2 separate regions of the Homo sapiens genome follow, and region 1 is linked to region 2. The links are chromatin loops, found by intact Hi-C in ENCODE. Cell type or tissue: IMR-90. All regions are shown on one strand. Links, peaks and the distances in the headings refer to the core of each region. The heading gives the core; the rest is flanking DNA. Region 1 has its middle 56 kb from the start of B3GAT2. Region 2 has its middle 89 kb from the start of LINC01626.

Region 1 (5,388 bases), core at 272-5,271, 500 kb before region 2:
TTGACCTGAGTCAGGGCTAGTTCAGTTCCAGGTAGGCAGAGAACTGTGGTGGCTTGGCCTGGAAGGCAAGGTGATCCAGCTCAGCCAAGGCTTTGATTCCCCAGGATGCAAGGCACTGTGTCTACTGAGCCCTAGAAATTTCAGCTACCAGGTTCAGTGGAGCCTCTGCATCCCTGATGGTAGAGTGCAGGATGAGCTGGGGTGCTGGGAGGTGCAACTGCTCTCTTGTGCAGAAGACCTGAGGTCCCTGGTGGATGGGCTACTACATCTGCTCTGGGGCCAGGGTCATGACTTTTCCCGTGTTCAGGAGGCCACAGGACTGGATGCTGCCTCAGCTGTAGCTCTAGGGGTGTGACTGCTCTGAGAGTTCAAAGTTCTGGATCCCTGGCTGTGGGGTATCACTTCAGTTTGTCCCTGAGGAGAGGGAATACCAGCAACTGAGACGGCAGGATGAAACGGCTTTGTGGTAGCTTGGTCCTGGGGGTTGGATGTAGCAGCAACTCTGCTCAGAGATACTGGGCTCCTGGGTAGATGTGGGACAGGGGTGGCTGAGCCTCTTGGGATGGAGGTATACAATGGCTACTCACCCTGGAGCAGAGCTCACTCTAACATTGCTTCTGTTCCACAGTGGTGCAGAGAAGTAGCAGTACAGGCTAGTGGAGGCATGCAGTATAGGCTCCTCTAAGGTTAGCTCAGCATATGGACTCCAGGGAACTGTCTCAGCTGGGCTCAGAACCTGTGAGGACTGTAGGAGTCTCCAGTAGTGAAGACTGCAGGTAGCCGAGATGGTGATGGGGGTGCTGGGATCCTCTTGCTCACCTTTTCCCTGCAAGGAAAAGTCCCTCCTGGTTCCAAGCTGATCTCAACTGTGGGGATGGAGTGGTGGAGGCGAGGTATTTTCTTCCATTTTCTATGTGGCCATCTTGGGTTTCTGAGCTCTATAGGATTCCTGCTGGATTTTTCCTATTCCCTAGTGCTCTCTTTTAGCTATTTTAGTCAAAATGTAGTTATTTATTCATTGTTTTGTTCTGTTTTGTGTGTGTGGAAGAGTGCTAGGAGCTTCTAGTTGGCCATCTTACTGATGTCCTAATTTGTATGTCCTAATTCCATAAAGACTCCAAAGTCTTTATGGAATTCTAAATTTTTATGAATCCAAAGACAGCATAAACATAAAACAGGTTTATTTCAACTATAGACACAAAGCAAACATTTTTGTTGTGCATTCCTTGACTAAGGCCTTTAACCATAAGCTATGTAATACCAGACTAGATCACTATTGACCGTCCCTCACCTTCCTAAACTGTGCTTAGTGACAGCCGCTGACAAACCTGAGGAATAGGGAAGCCAACAATTACACAGTCCCAAACAAACATGGTATACAACCAAACCTCCACAATTTTACCATCTCTTTCTTCTTTTTCTATCTATCTGCCTGTCTCTGTCCCCTTCTCTTTCTCTGTTTTATGCACACACACACACACACACACACACACACACAGACACACACGCTTCCTTCTCCCTCCCGTCCTTTGCTGATGTGTCTGGGAGGGGGGCTGAATCAGGAGCAGGGGGGCTGGTCCCTGGCTTGGCTTTTTTTCTGGGTCACCTCTTGCTGACCCCCAGGTGCTCAGTTCTCTTCTCCGGTGCCTTGTTCAGCCCCCTTTGCTCTTGCTTCTTCATTTTTTTTCTGATGTGAAAACATCCTGGGAAATTTGCATATTTGGCTGTAGTCAGGAGGTCTTGGACAGGGTTTAGTGACTGTGTTGGAACCATTTGCTATTCTCTCACTAATCCCATAGACAGGAGATGGGGGAGTGAGGGTGGGTGGAATCTCACCACTGCCCCCTGAGAGGGAGTAACTGAATCAATAGCACTGTAGCTGTTTCCATCTGTCAGGGTGACATGCCAACTGGCTAATGCTGAATTATTGATACTCCTTCCCAAAGTGAGTTAACCAAACAATTCAAAATCAGTGAAAAGGGGGTGGTCGATTGCAAATGAGGTTAAGTCCATTTTGTCACAAGGACAGGAAGCTGATGGCTGCCTCCAAGCCAAATCTGCTTGATTTATGTTATTGCTGAGAGGTCTTCAGTGCCACAAAGGGAAAGAACACAATAGAACAACAAAATTAGCCTTTTTACAAAAGAGGATTCAGATCACTTTCCAAATGAGCCATATTTACTACTAGCTCCCCATCCCCCCAGCAGTAGAACTGGTATAGAAATAACCAGAAGGGAAGTTCTTTCATAGTTAAAAAAAAAAAAAAAAAAAGCCAAGGTTTCCTTGAAAAACTGGATTCCTCCATGAATTTGACCCTCAATCTTGACTGAAAGGTGATTACTGGAAACACAAAAGCTCACTGGCTAAATTCCTACTCTGATTTCTCTACCGGGTATTAGGATCCGTAGAGCAATTAATGAACCTGAGATATGACAACCCACTGATTTTACTGAGCAGTGTCTTGGGAGATCACAAAGCATTCTCTTATGTATTCAGTGTCATAAATTCTACCCTTTAGGGAGCACATTAATTGTTATGCACTGAGTAAACAGCTGCTTTATATTGTTTACAGAGGTGCCAGGAGGTGCTTGCCCTGAAATTGTGTATGCCCCAGGCTGCCAGGTGTAATAAATAAATGGGCAAGTTGTGAATTTCCATTCATTTAGATGGACTTTTTATTAAAGTGCCTGCCAAGACACATGCACAGACCAGAATGTTTAAAGAATTAACGTTCATAGATTTTAAACATTCCACAGCATTTCACCTGTCTACAGTTTTCAATCTTTCTCAAAGCCTAGTGAACTGTTACAAACACAGGTCTGTAGCACCATCTAGTGGACAGGAAGCAGGGGTAGTGCACAGATAACTGGCTATAAAATTTGAAAGCCAAATTTCGGGTATGGCCCAACCTTCTTGTTCATCGTAGGGTATCCCAGTCATATTCTGAGCAGAATGAAACATGAATTGGATGGCAGGAATGGGTGCTACAGTTTGGCTGAGGCATCCATTATTTGGGGAGGAAGCGGGGGTGGAGGCTGCAACCAGATGGAGCAGTGCATTGATCTGTGCATTTTGATCAGTGGAGAAATCAGTTATTAATCAACAAAGAACTATTGATTTCCCAGCACAGCTGCAGCCAGACAACAGCGTATCAGCTGTTACTATTAACAACCAGTGTTTTGGGAAGTTAACCACTAGCAACTCTGCCCTTGGCTTCAGTAAACAGATCATTAAATGATGGGAAGAACCTGAACTCTCCAGAGGGACAGCTAGAGGAGACTGAGGAATTTTAAACAAAACATGAAACTAATTTGCATTTTGTAGTTCAAAATGGAGCTAGTCATTAGCTCCTTTTAGACAAAAATAATGTGAAAACTGTATATTTATACTGTGTGCATTTTTTGGCTTAACTAAAAATTCAGTTATTAGGACCAATAAAAAAATCAATAATCAACAAATATTATCAACAGCCTACCTCGTACCAGGCACTCCTCTAGGGGAAACAGACATTAAATCCCTGCCTTTGTATTAATATTTAATAGTTGGCATCATGTGACATAGACATTATGGTGCTGCCACAAAGTGGAACCAAAGTTTCTCTAATTTTGTATAAACACACTTTAGAGTTACACTAAAATACCATTATGGCACGAGATATATTTCTCAAAAGAGAAACAATAACCAAATATATTCAGTTTAGCCATTAACATTTTTCTCTTATTTCACTTTAATGGGATTATCCTTATTGATAATGCTAAATATTTACTTGGGCCTTCAACAAGGGGTGTGTGTGTGTGTGTGTGTGTGTGTGTCTGTGTCTGTGAAATTGTCCTATAACCAGCAATTTCAGATGAATGAGTATAAAGTGCTTCAGGCACTTGGACTAAAGCTGGTTCCTAAAAGCTTGCTGCACAGGGTCCATTGTCAAAGGAAGAAAAACTGGTGTTGGAGGCTGCCTGCCATGCTGGGTTGATTATTGGGATTTCACACTCTGTTCTGTGGGGACAAGAACCATCCAACTCTGGAAGGATTGACATCTGGAGAATCTGGCAAGTTAGGGAAGGGACATGAGGAAAAACTATAGTTTAAAAAATTTTAATGTTATAGATAGGACTGTAAAAAGCCAGGAGTATGATAACAGGAGTTCTTCAATTTTAGGTAAAAAATTTATTTAAAAAATTTCCCAGCTTTAGTGAGGTATAATTGACAAATAAAACTTGTATATATTTACAATGTACAATGTAATGTTTTGAAATATGTGTATGTTGTGAAATGATTGATCAAGCTAATTCACATATATATTATCTCACGGAGTTATGTTTTGTGGTGAGAACATTTAAGATAATCTCTCAGCAGTTTTCAAGTATATAATATTTTTAAAAGTATATGTTATTATTGTTTATAGTCACCATACTGTACAATAGATCTCCAGAATTTATTCATCCCAACTGAAATTTTGTATTCTTTGACCAATATCTCCCCATCACAGCCCCTTCCCCAACTTATTTATTTCGGATTTGATTTGCAGAGCGATTGATAGACTTCTATGTTTCAGACACTGAAGTAACTAAGATGAGTAAGACAAGCTTCCTGCATGTGAGATACTTCTTCTTAAGTAATGGAGAAGAAACTTGGGTAATTACCATTAGTATGAAGAGAAATAGCTGATAAATAGTCTTTAGAGCAGTAGTTCTCAAACACAAACGTGCATTAGAATCACCTGCAGGGTTTGTTAAACTACCGATTGCTGTGACCACGCCCAGAGGTTTGGCTTCAGTAGGTCTTCGGTGGGTTCTGAGAATTTGCATTTCTAACAAGCTCCAGGTGATACTGATGGTTTGTCTACCACTATTTTAGAGGGGGGTGGTGGTGGGTAGGGAAGGCTTCAAGGAGGAGTGACAACTCTGCTAGGACTGGTAATAAATATTAAGAGTTTGGTAATGGAGAGGGGGCATGAGCATGCCAGGCAGAGAACGGCATGAGAAGATACATCCGGGAATGAGTGAGCCATTCAGGGACACTAAAGTTCCAGGCACACGGGGAAGAGCAGGGAGATGAGGCCCAAATTGCAGGCCAGGGCATTTCTCAAGGGCCTTGAGTGCTGGGTTAAGAGTCAGGACATTGCCCCATGAACAATGTGGAACCATTAGAGGTTTTTCAGAAGAGTGACATGATCAGATTTGTTTCCTAGACAGGAAATTGTTTACCATTTGAAGAGAGGAGAACCAGAGGCAGGAAAAGCAATTAGGAAGCTGTTTCAATGGTCCAGGTGATAGATATTAGGGGCTTTAACTGAGCTGATGGAGGTAGGAATGAACACACAAAAACAAATGAGAAAGAGATTTAGGAGGTAGGATCAATTGTAATTAGGGACAGAGAAAGAGGAAC
Region 2 (5,388 bases), core at 258-5,257:
AGAAGAGGCTGAAAAAACACTGACACAGGCATTCAAACACTGACACAGGCATTCAAATCAGAGCATCCTCAATTCACACCTGTTTTTTAAACCCATGCGTGCGCACACACACACACACACACACACACACACACGTTACATGGAACGTTTCCTACTAGCCTGTAAACTGAATATAGGCTAAAAAGGTAGAACTATTAATAAATTTAGACCTTAATATTAACTGAAACATTTAGGTGGTGAGTGATATAAAATTTTCCTCCTGAAAATTAGAGTTTTCTCTTCATTTCAATGTAATAGCAATGAGCAGTCCACCTCAATGCTGTATATGTGATTCTCCTAGCTTCATTATATAGATATCAATATAATTGCAGGAATATTACAAATATTAAAGACAAATAATAATATTCTCATGGACTCACTTAGGTGCTTGAATTGAGGCAGCCCTCAAAATTTTTCATAATCCCATCCAACTTCCATTTGACTCAGATCAGAGTTCCTGACAGTGGCTGTCAAGAAAGAAATGGGACCTTTGGCTGGCGTGGTGGCTCATGCTTGTAATCCCAGAACTTTGGGAGGCTGAGGTGGGTGGATCACTTGAGGCCAGGAGTTTGAGACCAGCCTGGGCGGCATGTATAAAACCTGTGTCTACTAAAAACACAAAAATTAGACAAGTGTGGTTGTGGGTGACTGTAATCCCAGCTACTTGGGAGACTGAGGCATGAGAATTGCTTGAACCCAGGATGTGAAGGTTGCAGTGATCCGATATCATGCCACTGCACTCCAGTCTTGGCAACAGAATGAGGCTGTCTCAAAAATAACAATAAAAATAAAGAAATGGGACTTTGAATATGATTTCAAAGCATAGGAAAAAGTATGGAGTAAAGAAGAAAAAACACAGATAAGGAAGAAACACTAGAAAGTTCTTTTCCTCTATATTGACTGGATAAAATAAATAACAGTATTTGTAGATACTGCATTTGCTGATTATAAAACAACTATTTTGCTTTCTACACAAAATAGCTTTTTTTCTTCGGAGTTGTATGCTAAGCAAGAGGTCTCTGCTTAGGAAACCTATTTGAAAATATAATAAGATGTATTTCAGTAGGGAGAGAACCAACTAAAACATGAAAAAAATATTTTATAAAACTCAATAAAATACTAATGATTTTGCAAAAAAAAGTGGACTTTCATGAATGCTTAATGCAGTGTTCACAATATGGACAAAATTTTTACCTCTCTTTTCACTTAACATGGTATCAAGAGCATTTTCTTAAGTCTCAACCTTAACTATATACCTTCTTAACATGTGTATTTCTTCAAACCCAGTATATAGCTGCACGTGTGGGCTAGATTTGGGGGATATAAAAAATGTGGAGAAACTTTTCTGTTAATTGGTTTGTTGGACATCGTTGGATACTGTAAGATACTGTTACACAGTATAAGACAAAGATTGACAGATGGAATCCCAAAATATTGGGAAAGTTGAAGTTTGTTCTTTGTGAGAAAGAACTATTCCGCTAACTGACCCTCAGAGACTTATCCACTCTATTTATAATGCTGGAGCCTAGTGAGCCTCCCCAGCTTGCGGGATAAGGGGGGCGTTATCTTGCCAGATAGGATTTAAGAATGAAGGAGCAGAGGGTCTCTTTCTTCCAAAAATGATGGTGGGTGAAACTGAGCTCAGCATGCCAAATTTACCCTTAAATTCCCAGTATGATAGATTTCTCTGCTCCCCAGGAGAAAGGGAGTAAAGGAACAGAAATAGGGCAGAAGTGTTTAGGGAAAATCCCTCCTCATAGAAACCAGAACAGCTGAGAAAACGTGTTTCTCTCTAGTGGAAATGACTCCTTAATCCCCTTGGATTTTTTCATTCAACACTCTTGGTGGCTTCAGCACATGGTTCAAGGTGGCTTTGAGGGATTAAGCATCAAAAATCTAAGAAGTGTAATGCAGTGTAATTGGTAGCACTGTTTTGTATTGCTTTGAATCCTAATGTTTTCTTTTGGGTCCTATGCCCAGAGCTGTGTTAATATGCTTGAATGTTTTAAGCTTATTTTAACTAGCCACCACTGGTAAGAATGCTGACAAGTAAGCCACTAAGATCCACATACTTGACTTCAAATGGTCTAGTTCCACAAACAAATCAATGACACTTTGTCTTGCTTTACAGATGTTTGTTCAAATATATCAGTTACATCATTGTTCAGAATTTTACACCCCAGAGTTTATTCTAAAGACAGATGAAAGATATGTTTCTGAGTTCTTAGAAGTATGGGAAATATTATTCATACAAGATATAAACAATAACATTTCTGTAGACATTTACTTTTCTGTTACTATGTATAATGTGTATATATATATATAAAATACAGGCTGCTAAGTGTATTGTCCACTATGAGGACCAAGTGGGTTATGATTGCCAAAGTTGAAGCTGTTTTAGTAAGAAAAACAATTAGTGAGAGATCTCAAAGTTAAACTGTCTCTATGCCAAATAAAAAAATATGTGTTTTGCAAAACCTACAAATCTTAGTTTTCAAATGATATTGAAAAAACAAACATGCCTGAAGTACAAATGTGATAGGTGTTATTGCCTCAATTCTTACTGACTTCTGATAAACAAGTTTTAAAACAAAAGCAGAGAGAATATTAAATGACATCTTATGATGAAGGAGTTTTACCAGGAGTCTTTTGCATTTAGTGATTTGGTGGCCTTTGAAGATTTCTTACAATTTAGGGAGGGGAATTGTTCTTGGCTGAGGTCCATGAGTACATGTGGGGACTGAGAGAGGCTGACCAGAATTCTAAAATAAGTCTGTGTTTATAGTACTCACAAATCACAGCTGACTTGTGGTTGAGGCTGTTACCCTTCATTTCTAGAAAGGTGCAAGGGTGCCCTCTGGGGCCCTGGTGAGAAAGTTTTTCCTCACACTTTCTTGAATTATCTGGGCCATCAAATCAGAAACCTCAGAGGCCATTGGCAAGGTTTTAGCCAGCTGAAGTGGAGCCTGCGAAGTGGTCGCAACAGCACGATCAACTGAAGTCGGGATTGCCAGTAATTGCCAATTCCACCTCTAATTGTCCTCTAGGCCCTTCTAACAATGTGTGACATTGCCGTGCTGGCCTGCCCATCCCTCAATCAGAATGCCAAACTGCTACTTTAATGACAGGTTGACTTGTGTTGTGACTCTTTTGGTAATAATAATAATGTTCTTTGCAAAACCACACAATACTGTTTCTTAAAGTGCCCTCAAATTACATCATTTGTTGCATTAGCCATAGAGACTATAGAATCTGAAGAACATTACAGATGATCTAATTTAACCTATTTGTTCTGTTAAAAAGGAAATGGAGGGTGAGGACTAATGTGACACAACTTTACTACCACAAGATTTGAATCCAGAATTTGTTATTCTGAATCCAAATTGAGCAAAGTTTCCATTACACAATGTTTACAGCAAATGTGGGCATGAGACAGGATACATATTATTCCCAGTTTATAGATGAAGCTATTGAAGATCATGAAGGTTAAGTGACTTATACATGGGCACATGACCAAGTCAGGACAAAGCTAAGAAGGAACTCACTTCCTTTGATTCCCAGTTAGTGTTTTTTACAAACACACATATGCATGAACACAAACTCAGAAACTGAGATACAAATCTTCCATTAACCAGCTGGTCAACTATTAATCATTTACTGAGCATCAGATATTTTCCTGGTCAGTAGGGATATTTTTAAACAGGACAGAGTCAGGATTTCCAGGGTGTGTCAGCCAGCATCCAAAGTGCCCCCCAAATGATTTTTGCCTCTTTATATATATATCATATGAATATATATTCATATATATTCAATATATATATTCATGTGATATATATATTTTATATATATATATATTTCTACCCTAGTCTAGTCCTTTCTCACATTGAATAGGGATGACCTGTATAAACTATAGGACAGTGCTGGAACAACCATGTGTTACTTCCAAGTCTAGATAAAAAAGCACATTGTGATTTCTGCCTTGCTTTCTCTTGGATCACTTGCTCTTGGGGAATCCAGCTGCCATATTGTGAGGACACTCCAGCAGCCCTGTGGAGAAATCCATGTGGCAAGGAATTGAGACCTCTGTCTGGTCACCAGCATAAACCTGCCTACCATGTGTGTCAGCCATCTTAAAATCAGATTTTCTAGCCCCAGTCAAGTCTTCAGATGACTGCAGCCCTGGCTGACATCTAACTGCAACCTTGTATGAGACTCTGAGGCAGAACAACCCAACTAAGCCACTCCCAAATTCTTAACTCACAAAAAAGTATGTGAGATAATAAATGATTGTTGTTGTTTCAAGCTGCGAAGTTTTACATAATTATGCAGTGATTGATAACTAATATTGAGGAAGTGATAAACACATAATAAATAAAATAATTTCAGATGTCAATAGTGTTATGAAGAAGATAAAGGAGAACAATATGATAGAGGAATGGGGGAAAAGCTGCTTTGCTAAGACTGGGAACCTCTCTGAGGAAGTAACACTTGAGACAAGACTGAGCATAAAGAAGCAATCATGGCTGGGTGCGGTGGCTCATTCCTGTAATCCTAGCACTTTGGGAGACCGAGGTGGGAGAATTGCTTGAGGCCAGGAGTTCAAGACCTCAAGAACAACTTGGCCAACATAGCGAGACCCTGTCTCTTAAAAAAAATCAATCATGAAAAGATCTGAAGGAAAAGAAACCCAGAAAGAAGCAGGAGTAGGGACAAAGACCCTGAGTCAGGAAGATTGGCATGTTTGAAGCACAGAAAGCTACCCAATTTGGCTGGAGGATGGTGAATTGGGGAGAAAGTTGAGCATGGTAAAATCAGAGATACAGGAAGGGGCTAATCACAAAAAGCCCTGAAGGTAATGGAAAGTCATTGGAGGATTTGTGGCTAGAGGAGGCACATGATCTGATTTAAACGTTGGAAAGATCTTTCTGGCTGTGTGTAGGCACTGGATAGTCGGAGGGTGGGAACGCATACAGAAAGAGAAATTAGAGGCTGTTGCAGCTGTTCTGAAAAGTGATAGTTGCCAATTGAACTAGGGTGGCAGCAGTGAAGTGGTAAGAACTGGTTGGACTTGGGATATATTTTGAAGATAGGGCTGACAGGACTTGCTAATGGAATTGGTGTGGGGTATGTGGGAAAGGGAAATTAAGGACAACTCAGCTGTGAGCCATGTGGTTGAGAAACCACTGTTGACTTCAGGTTTTTCATGTGAAAAAAAAAAAGGTAATAACTGGACCTATCTTTGTGATATGACATACTTTATTGGACATTTCTTTAAAAAGCATTCAGCATTCAGCAGCTTCAAGAGATTCTTACTGCTCATGACCTCACTCAAGTTTATTAGAGTTGTTT

Evidence for each region. A loop is a pair of places that touch in the nucleus more often than their neighbours do. Peaks named below come from ENCODE experiments on the same cell type or tissue, not always from the same donor. Only the 100,000 strongest peaks of a DNase experiment are listed, where the experiment ranks them.
Region 1: it touches region 2 in a loop (4-fold over the local background); 2 of 110 quality-filtered maps call a loop at or near these places.

The regions. Positions count from the first base shown.
Region 1 is chr6:71,010,202-71,015,589 of GRCh38, forward strand. No RefSeq gene overlaps it. Among named protein-coding and RNA genes, the nearest start is that of B3GAT2, 56 kb to the left of the region's middle. RefSeq lists an enhancer at 1-170. In IMR-90, for the core only: a CTCF peak has its summit at 2,835 (motif pointing left); no DNase peak of the experiment used is centred there; H3K27me3 peaks cover 383 bases.
Region 2 is chr6:71,507,411-71,512,798 of GRCh38, forward strand. No RefSeq gene overlaps it. Among named protein-coding and RNA genes, the nearest start is that of LINC01626, 89 kb to the left of the region's middle. In IMR-90, for the core only: a CTCF peak has its summit at 2,887 (motif pointing left); a DNase peak (open chromatin) is centred at 2,861.